Linked DNA regions of Homo sapiens: region 2 is linked to region 1. A link is a contact called in ENCODE Hi-C or POLR2A ChIA-PET data. All regions are on one chromosome and are shown on one strand. The core of a region is the stretch at or near the end of the contact, and the rest is flanking DNA. Distances in the headings are between cores, read along the strand shown. Region 1 holds the start of H2AC17 (H2A clustered histone 17). Region 2 holds the start of HCG18 (HLA complex group 18).

Region 1 (5,500 bases), core at 1,057-3,556:
GTCAGAACTGTTGTAGGAAAAACCTGGTTGGTTGTTAATACTATCTTCATTTGGTTCCTGCCACTTTTTTTTTTTTTTTTTTTTTTTTACCTGACGGCTTCTAATTCTGTCGCCTAGGCTGGAGTGTGGTGGCGCGATCTCAGCTCACTGCAACCTCCGCCTCCCGGGTTCAAGCGATTCTGCCTCAGCCTCCGGAGTAGCTGGGACTACAGGCACTTGCCACGACGCCCGGCTAATTTTTTTTTAGCAGAGAAGGGGTTTCACCATGTTGGCCAGGCTGGTCTCAAACTCCTGATCTCAAGTTATCCGCCTGCCTCGGACTTCCAAAGTGCTTAGATTACAGGCGTGAGCCACTGCGCTCGTCCTCCGCGCCACTTTTATTTATTGTTTTCAACCAATCATGTTAAGATTCCCCCAATGAAAAGATAATCTGACCTAGAATTTGTGTAGGTCAGTCGTAGTCTTAAACTCATTTCCAATGGGTCATTTTTCCTATTTCGGATCGTGTAAAAATACATACAGTAGAACAACGTATTTGCTAGTATTTCCAAAAAGTAGTTCCGTTTTGTAACTGCTTAATTAAATCTTTTAATGACTGTACCAAGACCCAGAACAAAAACAATTTAAACTTAGGCTGGCACATTCTCTAAAACACCAAAACTTTAGTTTTGTCCAGTGTGGTGTGGGGAAGGAGTTTGATAGGTGCTTGACTAAATGATACCAATAAATGGTATCTGACCTCTTCATTAACTGAGTTTAATGCAATCCAATGGCTGATTGGATTAATTATGTAAATTATTGCTTAATTTCATTAGCATGCGCGGAATTACAGGTTTGGGTCAGTGATTAGATTTTTGCCAGTGAATCTGGGTAGTTCTGACAACAGCATTTTATTAGGATGGAGATTTTAGTTGATCAAAGAACTACCAGGTTCTGGTATTGATAAAGACCCATAAAGACAACAAAAAGGTTAGTTTAACATTTATTATATTCACAGGAGCAAATGATCACCAGAAATACTTTTGTTTGGGTTTTGTTTTTCTTTTTTTGAGACGGGGTCTCGCTTTGTCACCCAGGCTGGAGTGCAGTGGCGAGGTCATGGCTCACTGAAATCTCAAATTCCTGGGACTCAAGTGTTCCTTCTGCTGTCAGTCCGCCAAATACAGGCGAGGGCCTCGCGCCTGGTATTTTTTTTCTTTCTTTTTTTTAGATGGAGTCTCGCTCTGTCGCCCAGGCTGGAGTGCAGTGGCGTGATCTCGGCTCACTGCAACCTCTGCCTCCTGGGTTCAAGCGATTCTCCTGCCTGTCTCCTTAGTAGCGCTCGCCACCACGCCCGGCTAATTTTTGTGTTTTTAGTAGGGACAGGGTTTCACCATGTTTGCCTGGGTGGTCTCGATCTCTTGACCTTGTGATACACCCTCCTCGGCCTCCCAAAGTGCTGGGATTACAGGCGTGAGCCACCGCGCCCAGTCATTTTTTTTTTAAGAGGCAGGGGTCTCGTTATCAGGGTGGTCTCGAACTCCAGGTCCCTAGAGATTTCTCCCCTCCCCACCCACCTGCCTCAGTTTCCCAAAATGCTAAGGACGCATAAACCACCGCGCCCGGCCCCAAGTTTTTTAAAGACCCAGGACAGTTTGTGGGGAGGGGACAATTAAGGAGGTTCCTTCATGTTATAAGGTAGCAGTTGGATAGTATTTACTAGGCCTGATTCAATACTTTTATTTTACCCAATAGGAAAGTAATGGCCTCAGTGCTTGAACTCGGCCACAAATTTCTGATAGGTTTGGAGAACAGAGTGCTCAGTTCTTCCGTAGAAATGGTGGGTGGCTCTGAAAAGAGCCTTTTGTCTTGTAAGTTTACATTTTTAAAGTTCAGCCCTTACTTGCCCTTAGCTTTGTGGTGGCTCTCAGTCTTCTTGGGGAGCAGTACGGCCTGGATGTTAGGCAGAACACCGCCCTGAGCGATGGTAACTTTACCAAGCAGCTTGTTGAGCTCCTCGTCGTTGCGGATGGCCAGCTGCAAGTGGCGCGGGATGATGCGGGTCTTTTTGTTGTCGCGGGCTGCGTTGCCCGCCAGCTCCAGGATCTCGGCAGTTAGGTACTCCAGCACCGCCGCCAGGTAAACCGGCGCGCCGGCCCCGACCCGCTCAGCGTAGTTGCCCTTGCGGAGCAGGCGGTGCACTCGTCCTACAGGAAATTGGAGCCCAGCTCTAGAGGAGCGGGTTTTGGCCTTGGCGCGAGCCTTGCCGCCCTGCTTGCCACGTCCAGACATGGTAAAACGACCTGTGGCCTAAGTCAGAAAGTGAGTGAAAGGAACCTACAGGGACGCGCATTTTATAGCAGCTGCTGGGCGCGAAAAAGAAGCTGGGCCATTGGCTAAGCTTGCAGCTTCCTCTTAATGCAAATGAGCTTTCTGAATATACGTGTTTTGATTGGACTATATTGATATTAACGTCATCTGAGTAACTTCCAATCAGACAGAAGAATTTCTCAATCTCATCTGCATATAGACTTGTAAATAAATAGGGCATAACCCAGCTTGTCCTCATTCTTGTTATTTGAGTGCTCTTTCACTCTCCTCCGCCATGCCCGACCCGGCTAAATCTGCTCCTGCCCCCAAAAAGGGCTCCAAGAAAGCCGTAACCAAGGCCCAGAAAAAGGACGGCAAGAAGCGCAAGCGCAGCCGCAAAGAGAGTTACTCTATCTACGTGTACAAGGTGCTGAAGCAAGTCCACCCCGACACCGGCATCTCATCGAAGGCCATGGGCATCATGAACTCCTTCGTCAATGACATCTTTGAGCGCATCGCTGGCGAGGCTTCCCGCCTGGCGCATTACAACAAGCGCTCGACCATCACCTCCAGGGAGATCCAGACGGCCGTGCGCCTGCTGCTGCCCGGGGAGCTGGCCAAGCACGCCGTGTCCGAGGGCACAAAGGCCGTCACCAAGTACACCAGCTCCAAGTGAGCTCTCGCAGCTGCCAGCAATCCAAAGGCTCTTTTCAGAGCCACTCACGCTTCCAGAGAAAGAGCCTGTGCATTTTGCTTGTAGTCTTTTGGGTGGACTCCGGCCGGCCTCCATTAGGAGGGAAGACGGCGGGAAAAGGTAAGCTAAGCTCCCTAGGCTTTTTGCGTGTGAGTATAGACGCTCCATCAGACAAATTTAGCTTGGGTTCTTAGATACCCTTGGGGAAAAAGGCTTGCAGTTGTGCTTTAAGCTATAATTACAAGTTTGCTTTCGGTTTTCGGTTACTCTTTCCTTTTGTGTTGTTTTTTTTTTTTTTTTTTAAATGGAGTCTTGGCTCTGTCGCCCAGGATAGAGTGCAGTGCCGCGATCTCGGCTCACTGTAAGCTCCGTCTCCCGGGTTCAACCAATTCTGCTTCGGCCTCCTAAGTAGCTGGGATTACAGGCGCCCGCCACCGTGCCCGACTAATTATTGCATTTTTAGTAGAGACGGAGTTTTACCGTCTTGACCAGGCTAGTCTCGAACTCCTGACTTCGTGATCCACCCATCTCGGCCTCCCAAAATGTTGGGATATCAGGCGTGAGCCATCGCGCGCGGCCGGGTTATTCTTTCAGTGCCTGTAACGTCCCCCTTCTTTGATTGGTCAACGCTCTATTTGAAAAGCCCGCCAAGGGCTGCAATTTGCCAGATAGTCTCATCCGGGTTGTTTTTCGAAGAGGTTCTCCCGGAATGGAAATGACCGTTATCTGCAGGAGTGCATCGGACTCTGGCGCCAAGAGCTGGAAGCTGTGAATTAACCGTCCCTCTTACTGCAGTTGTACGGATCCTGGGTGACATTGACTTACCGGTGTCCATTTTCCATACACTTTAGAGAATAGGCATCTCGTCTGGCATCGCTGCAGATATGTTAGGGTGGGTTGAAATTATTGGTGTCAAAGCGGGACGGGAAACATTAAAGGCTAAGGAAGCTCCTTTAGGATAAAATGTTGAACAAAGAACCTGGCAACTTGGGAAAGCCGCTTTTTTGCAATGTTAATCAGTTGGCCTTGGGGAGGGAGGTGTGCCAGGATTAGCTGGGGCGGGGGCAGCGTTCAGGCTGGGATTTTAAAGTCCATGATTAGGAATCCTGAGATAGAAGTTGGAGAACCCCGCGTTTAAAGAGAAGCGGACCCCAGAAGAGATCACAGAAATAGGAGGTAAACCAAGAGCGTGCGAGTACAAGGGAGTGGAGACTTTTCAAGGCATGATCCCCTCTTCTCAACAGTGCCTGAATTCTCATAGCATTGCATCCTCTGCCACTGCGTTATCCCCTCTTCAATAAATTACTTCTATTGTAAATCTTTAGCAGCAAAATAGCAAGCCCCTCCACAATTCCACTCCAGGCTTTAAAATCACCCCTTAACTTTTCCTTTATTTTCCTGACGTCACTTCCTTTGCAGCTATGGGTGGAAGGCTATCTCGGACGAATAGTCTCGTCTCTGTCACAGGTGACAAACAGCCCCGAATTATGCCAATTGGTTAGTGGGTCGTTCAAAATACATTGTAGGATTTGCCGTTCACTTCCCTAAAATGTTCTCTTCCCCAGTCCCCGTACCTTGTCATTAAAGTTTGGTGCCTCGGGCTTGGCGACAGAGCTTATCGACAAGCTAAGTTACTTGGAGAGCAGTCCCCTGATTTCATCATGTTCTTTAACTTGGCATCACATTTGCCCCCTCCTTTCATTCCTCTTCGCTCTCTTTTTCGAGATTCGTTTCTCCCTGCCCATCCCGCGTCCTTGAGAGAACATCTGAGGGGTGATTATCCTCCGAGTGGGTGAGAGAGTACGTGTGGCCTTCTCCTGCCATCTTGTGGCAAAAAAGCAAAAGCACAAGTTCAAGGCGTTGTGTTTTCCAGCCCCAGTTAAAATGCTTTCTTCTTAACTTTCTACTGAGTCAGTGGGCTAGGGCAGGGTTTCCATTTTTCACTCCTTTTAATTGCAGGATTCAAGTTTCTTCAAGAGTTGTTAGTGCGGAGGTTAAAAGGGAGCGGGAGGGGGGCGGGGGAGTTAATAGGAAGAGCGAGGAGTGGGTAAAGGAGAAAGTCCTGTTGAGCTTTGTGATCTGGTCAGAGCTGTCCAAAAGAAATAAACAAATAAAAAAAGCCAAAATGCTTTATACCCTAAAATAAATAATAATACGATCGTGCTTTCTAGTTCTATTAGATTAAGTCCCCACACTTACAACTCAATTTAACCTTAATTATCTGTTTAAAGGCCCTGTCTTCAAATACCAACCACACTGAGGGCTGGGACTTCGACATGAAGTTGTTTTCTTTTGTTTTGTTTTTTGAGACAGAGTCTCACTCTGTCGCCCAGGCTGGAGTGCAGTGGCGCAATCTCGGCTCACTGCAACTTCCACCTCCTGGGTTCAAGTGATTCTTCTTCCTCAACCTCCTGAGTAGCTGAACTACAGACAGGCACCTGCCACAGCGCCCAGCTAATTTTTGTGTTTTTAGTACAGACAGGGTTTCACCATGTTGTCCAGGCTGGTCTTGGACTC
Region 2 (5,500 bases), core at 1,199-3,698, 2.4 Mb after region 1:
CTGTCGCCCAGGCTGGAGTGCAGTGGCGAGATCTCGGCTCACTGCAACCTCTGCCTCCTGCTTTCAAGCCATTCTCCTGCCTCCGCCTTCCAGGTAGCTGGGATTACAGGTGCGCGCCACACGCGCCACACGCCCGGCTAATTTTTGTCTCTACTAAAAAGTAGAGACAGGGTTTCGCTATGTTGGCCAGGCTGGTCTCAAACTCCTGACCTCAGGTGATCCACCCGCCTCGGCCTCCCAAAGTGATAGGATTACAGGCGTGAGCCACCGCGCCCAGCCTTCATTTAGTACTGTCTAATGATGTTTTCATACTGCAAGGAGAAAGCTGAGTATGGACCACAAGGCCAAAAAGATGTCCTCTCTGGCTCTCTACAGCAAAGATTTGCCAAGCCCTGTTATATGTCATACTACTTGCGCTTCATAATTTTATAGTTTTACCTAGACAGTCTCCCTTTTTTCCTTCCATATTCAGCATAAAATCCCCTTAATATCAGTCTCTAGGCAAGCACATTCTTCACAGTCCTTAGAACTGGACCTCCTCTTGTTAATTTCCTTAGTCTAATCACATTCCTCCTGGTTATCTACAAACAGAAAGCCAGAAAGGAGGGCTATCAACATCTTAAGCGCCACAAATTAACAAATCAAAACCAAATCTCTCTCTCCCTCCGAAGCCACGGCTAAGGAGGCTCACTGCCCAGTTAGTGGCTTTCAAACTACCCTTACAAGTGAGACATCTTGTGAATTAGAACAAGTGCTGCTGCTAAAATCCCTAACGGCTACATAGCAATGTGAAAAAAGGTATCAAATGTAATTTTCTCAAATTTAATCTTCTTCAATTCTTGGCACAAAAAAAGGAACAGTAAAGGTAGACAACTGTAATTAGCATGTGTGATCCCAAATCTTTATACCTTAGATACTGGATTATATTTTCAGCAAGTAAATAGTTTCTGGCTCCCAAGATGAGAGGTTAAATAATGCAGGGTGTTTGTAAACAGCAGCACAATTTACACCGGAAATTAGGGCCCTTTCTCACCGAGGAGAGTACAGCAAAATCTGCTCATCTCTTTCAATGAATATTCTCCATGACTAGTGCTGGCGGCGGGGAGGCGGAGCAAGCTATCTTTTCTACCAGCCGTGTCACACCCCTCCTAGCACTAACCCCTCCTCCTCAGCCTTTTCACACCTCTACCCACTACTAGCCCCTCCCCAGCCCCATCACCTCTTCCCGGGCCCCTCACACCTCTCCCAGCATACTCTTCCCCAGCCTCATCACCTCACCCACTTCCTCCAAAATCACTGACCTGCTAAGCTTCCAGCAGCAGGCGGGCAAAGCAGGGAGGCTGTAATGCAAAAGTCCGCAGTCCCTACACAAACACTATCTGCTCCTGCGGAGAAACTCAAGTCACAGCCCCAGAAGTGGAAAGAACAGGCCTTGGCTCTCACCCAGTTAACAAGCGTTTATCCAGCGCACGTGTTGCGGTCGGACCCCATGCGAAGGAGCTAAGGACACAAAGGTGAGCAGCAGAGACGCGGTTCCAGCTCTCCCCCGGCTCCCACTCCAGCGGGATAGGTAGATAATTTCGGTAAATTTCGCCAAGCAGGGGCAGGACAAAGAGTATTTGAAGTCTACCGCGGGGAGAACTTACCTAATCCTTGAATGTTAAAAGGCTAAAAACTCCACTAGTCGGAAGTGACGTGCCAGCTTAGCCCCGCAGGTCCGCCACGTAATTGGCCGCCGCCACAGCTAGCCACCCTCTCCCCAGACTGGCCCGAAGAGAGGAAAAGTGTGGAAGTCCACAAGCCGCCCCCGCCCCGCCCTCTTCGTCGACTTTCAGCTGCACCGGGAGGCGGCGGCGCCTGGCCAGAGCCGGGGCCTGGAGCCTGGACTAGACAGCCTCGCCGGCCGGGGCGCCAGTCCAGCGCCCTGCGGGCAATGGGCTTCAGCGCTCGAGCACGCGCATGCGCGGGCCTGTATCTCCAGAGGATTCCTCGGGTCACCTGGACGCCAGCATCTCAGCCACCTGCCCCTCTGGGTCCCTTCTTGCCCTTGATTCCCCCTGCTGCTTCTCATCGCCAGCCCTCCTCCTCCTTCTTCCGCAGGCACCGCTAGACCCGGCCGCGGCCGCCCGCCGACACCCCAGCTTCCACTGACACGAGCCTCGGCGCGGCTTCCGCTTCCGGCGAGTATTGTGTGTCGCGCCGCGGGGCGGGGGCGAGGGGAGGAGGAAGGAGGGAGGCAGCGCTCCGGCGGCTCCGCGCCCCGCACTCCCGGACCCGAAGCCGGGAAGGTAGGTGCTGTCCCGCCGCCGCGCCCGAGCCTGGGGCCTGCGCTCGCCGGCCGGCTCCGCAAGCCGCGTCCCAGCGCCCCGCGACTGCGTCACCGGCCCCCCGCACGTAACCACAGCTGCCTCCGCCCGCCTCGGGCCCGGGCGGACGTTTTGCCGCCCCGGCGACGTCAGCGCGTCCGGCGTTGCTTGGCTACCCCGCCGTTCCCCCGTCCCGCTGCTGCTCACCTCCCCGGGTGAAACTCTGACGCAGTCACCGCGGGTCTCGGCAGCGTCATAGCGGCGGGCATCCCATCTGCACGTCACACCTCTTTCTCACCTGGACACGCATCCCTTCCTACCCTGCCAGCCACGACGTTTCCTCTTTCCCCTCTCCAATGCCCCAGCCCCAGATCTGGCGGAAGAAGATGGAGAACGGGGGTGGGACAGAGTTGTGGACAACCTCTCAGGAGAGGGTCGCAAGGTGGGACCCTGAACAGTGGTAGAAACAAAATGAGATTGTCCCTGAAGTTTGCCCTTCAGCTGAGACACAAGGAGTAGAGGAAGAGGAAGGACTAACGCAGAGGCACTCAAGGTCTCACTATGACTGTAGTTGAGAGTCCTCTCCCTTCTTCCCTAACCCTTTCCCCATTTCTCTCACCACTTCTTTGCCAGTCTAGATCCGTCCTGGTGCCTTACTGTGCATACAGTTCTACTCGTCTCAGGTGAGGAGGCCACTTAATTTGTAAAAGACTGAGGAAGGGGTAGGATCACCACAAGTCAAAGTTGGATTCCCACAGATAGAAATCATCTGACTGAACTTCTCTCCTATTGCTGACAGAAGAAATTCAAATCCAAAGAAGTTATCAGTTCCTACTCCAAATCAAACACATTTGTGTGTGCCAACAATATATACAGGAACAATTGTTGTTAACCTACCTCATTACATGGCCACTTATCTCTCAGCACATAGATCTACCAAATTTCCTTCCTTCCAGTAGGTCCCTGGAGAAGGATGGGGGTCGGGAGGAGAAAAGGTTATGGGGATAGTTAAATCAACTTACCCATGGCTAAAAGTATGGATGTTTTAAGGATGGAGTAGGGGGCCAGCCTTGTGTTTTATAAATCTCTCCTATGCATTTCCAATTCTTCTGAGGCTGCGCTTGAGGGAGATCTCATTGCCTCTTTTGTGTCTCTTAATTCGCAACCACTCCAGGACCTATAAGTTGGAGACACACTATGCCCAGGGTGTTAGTTATCAATAGCTATATTGAAAGATTCCAGTCACTACAAATAGACTCGTTGCTCTCTTTTCAAGAAGTCGTTGGCCTGAGCTCAGCAATATTTAATATGGTTGCCATAATTTATCAGTTTTCAGCAGTTCTGAGTGTCCAGATGAACACAAGAGAAATGGAATGTTGCGTGAAATGTCATTCCAAGAAGAGAGCAGATTTCCTTTAGGCTAGTCTGATGGATAAAAGGAAGAATAATTTCAGATTTTCCTGAAAAGAGGAGGTTGCCTTTGCCTCATTCATTCCATTTGTTAGCCTTTAGAGCAGTGGTATCTAACCCTTTCAATATGAGGACTCTCTTTGCTTATCTGTGGTGGCTGATAAAAATTATGCATGGACCTTCTGTGGTGGTGATAGAACAAAAGTTATGCATGGACTTTTTTTTTTTTAAGCTTATCAGCTGTCATTAGTGTCAATGTATTTTATGTCTGGCCCAAGACACTTCTTCCAGTGGGCCCAGGGAAGCCAAAAGGTTGGATATTGTGATTTAGAAGAATGAGAGAACAGTGTCAGAGAATCAAGCTTAGACTCCAGTGGATTAATCATAAAGCTCTTATAACATTAAACTTTAAAATATGGTTAATTTAAGAAATGTTAATATTTTTATGACTTTTTTACTTCTCAGATTCCTTTCTTGTCTGTTAGAAACGTATGTCAAACGAGGATACAGTGTCTGGAACTATTGGTTCTAAGATATAAGTGGAATGAGCCTGGATCAGGAGAAGTATGCTGAGCTAGAGTTGAAGGAAGCTTCTCTTTCTAACAAGAGAAAGCAGAGGTAAGAGACAAGATAGATCAATTGGGGGTTGTGTGTCAGTTTACTAACAAGAAAAAAAAGGTTGATGGCTGGGAGTCACAAGTTTTGAAAATGGAGAAACAAAGAGGTTGAATTGATTGGAAGAGAAGATGGAGAATAACAAGAAGGGGCAAATCTGGAGTTAGGACTTAACATAGGGATAAATGTCGGGTCAGGGATGCAAAAAAAAAAAAAAGAAAAAACCTCCAATTAATATTTTTATTTTCTCTGTCCTCTTCCCCACTCCCAAGTTAAATTATGGCAGAGACAAGTCTGTTAGAGGCTGGGGCCTCTGCAGCCTCTACAGCTGCGGCTTTGGAGAACTTACAGGTGGAGGCGAGCTGCTCTGTGTGCCTGGAGTATCTGAAGGAACCTGTCATCATTGAGTGTGGGCACAACTTCTGCAAAGCTTGCATCACCCGCTGGTGGGAGGACCTAGAGAGGGACTTCCCTTGTCCTGTCTGTCGAAAGACATCCCGCTACCGCAGTCTCCGACCTAATCGGCAACTAGGCAGTATGGTGGAAATTGCCAAGCAGCTCCAGGCCGTCAAGCGGAAGATCCGGGATGAGAGCCTCTGCCCCCAACACCATGAGGCCCTCAGCCTTTTCTGTTATGAGGACCAGGAGGCTGTATGCTTGATATGTGCAATTTCCCACACCCACCGGGCCCACACCGTTGTGCCACTGGACGATGCTACACAGGAGTACAAGGTGGGGAAGCAGACACACGATGTCAGTGTGGGTAAAAAGGGAGAAGCGGCAGAGGATGAGATACTCCCTAGGTAGAGATCGTAAGCTCCTACTACTCACTTTGTATTCTCAGAGCTGCATATGCAGGGGCACACAGTATGTGTGATCAGTTGTCCTCTAGCCTGAAAAAGAGCAATGGTGAGAAGTGCCCTAAAATTTCTCTCTGACTTTTGCAATACATGTGAGTCTTATGGGTGAATATTGGTATGTGTGGTCATATTTTTCATAAATGAATGAAACCACATGGAAAAGATTAAACTTAGGAAGAACTGAAAAGTAGTCTGGTTTCTTCATTCTGCCTGCCTGCTCAGAATGCTCCTTGTTTTCACACTGGTTATTGGGCATAGGTAATATCGCTTGAGACTGATACCTACCGGACTAAGCTGAACCATTCAATT

The links. Hi-C counts contacts between places; a loop is a spot of excess contacts on that map. ChIA-PET counts read pairs that join two places held with the same protein, here RNA polymerase II (POLR2A). Pooled maps may share reads with other maps.
Region 2: a pooled map shows a loop between it and region 1 (2.7-fold over the local background). The contact joins the promoter of HCG18 here to the promoter of H2AC17 in region 1. A Hi-C loop is called at or near these places in 3 of 50 pooled maps. POLR2A ChIA-PET finds 5 or more read pairs at or near these places in 2 of 52 experiments (HCT116 and activated T-cell).

What each region holds. Positions count from the first base shown.
Region 1 is chr6:27,890,879-27,896,378 of GRCh38, forward strand. It overlaps H2AC17 (H2A clustered histone 17), which reads right to left and starts at 2,307. Exons shown (of 1, transcript NM_003514.2): 1 at 1,821-2,307. The coding sequence starts at 2,271. The coding sequence ends at 1,879. It overlaps H2BC17 (H2B clustered histone 17), which reads left to right and starts at 2,547. Exons shown (of 1, transcript NM_003527.4): 1 at 2,547-3,013. The coding sequence starts at 2,585. The coding sequence ends at 2,965. RefSeq lists enhancers at 1,433-1,976, 1,581-1,630, 1,977-2,520, 2,541-2,780, 3,171-3,310 and 2 more and a cis regulatory region at 4,646-4,930.
Region 2 is chr6:30,324,708-30,330,207 of GRCh38, forward strand. HCG18 (HLA complex group 18) reads right to left here and starts at 2,449. Exons shown (of 3, transcript NR_102327.1): 1 at 1,444-2,449. It overlaps TRIM39 (tripartite motif containing 39), which reads left to right and starts at 2,220. Exons shown (of 8, transcript NM_001369521.2): 1 at 2,220-2,288; 2 at 4,182-4,334; 3 at 4,604-5,063. The coding sequence starts at 4,611. HCG17 (HLA complex group 17) reads right to left here and starts at 1,427. Exons shown (of 5, transcript NR_052012.1): 1 at 1,302-1,427. It overlaps TRIM39-RPP21 (TRIM39-RPP21 readthrough), which reads left to right and starts at 4,604. Exons shown (of 10, transcript NM_001199119.1): 1 at 4,604-5,063. The coding sequence starts at 4,611. RefSeq lists enhancers at 256-899, 4,137-5,336.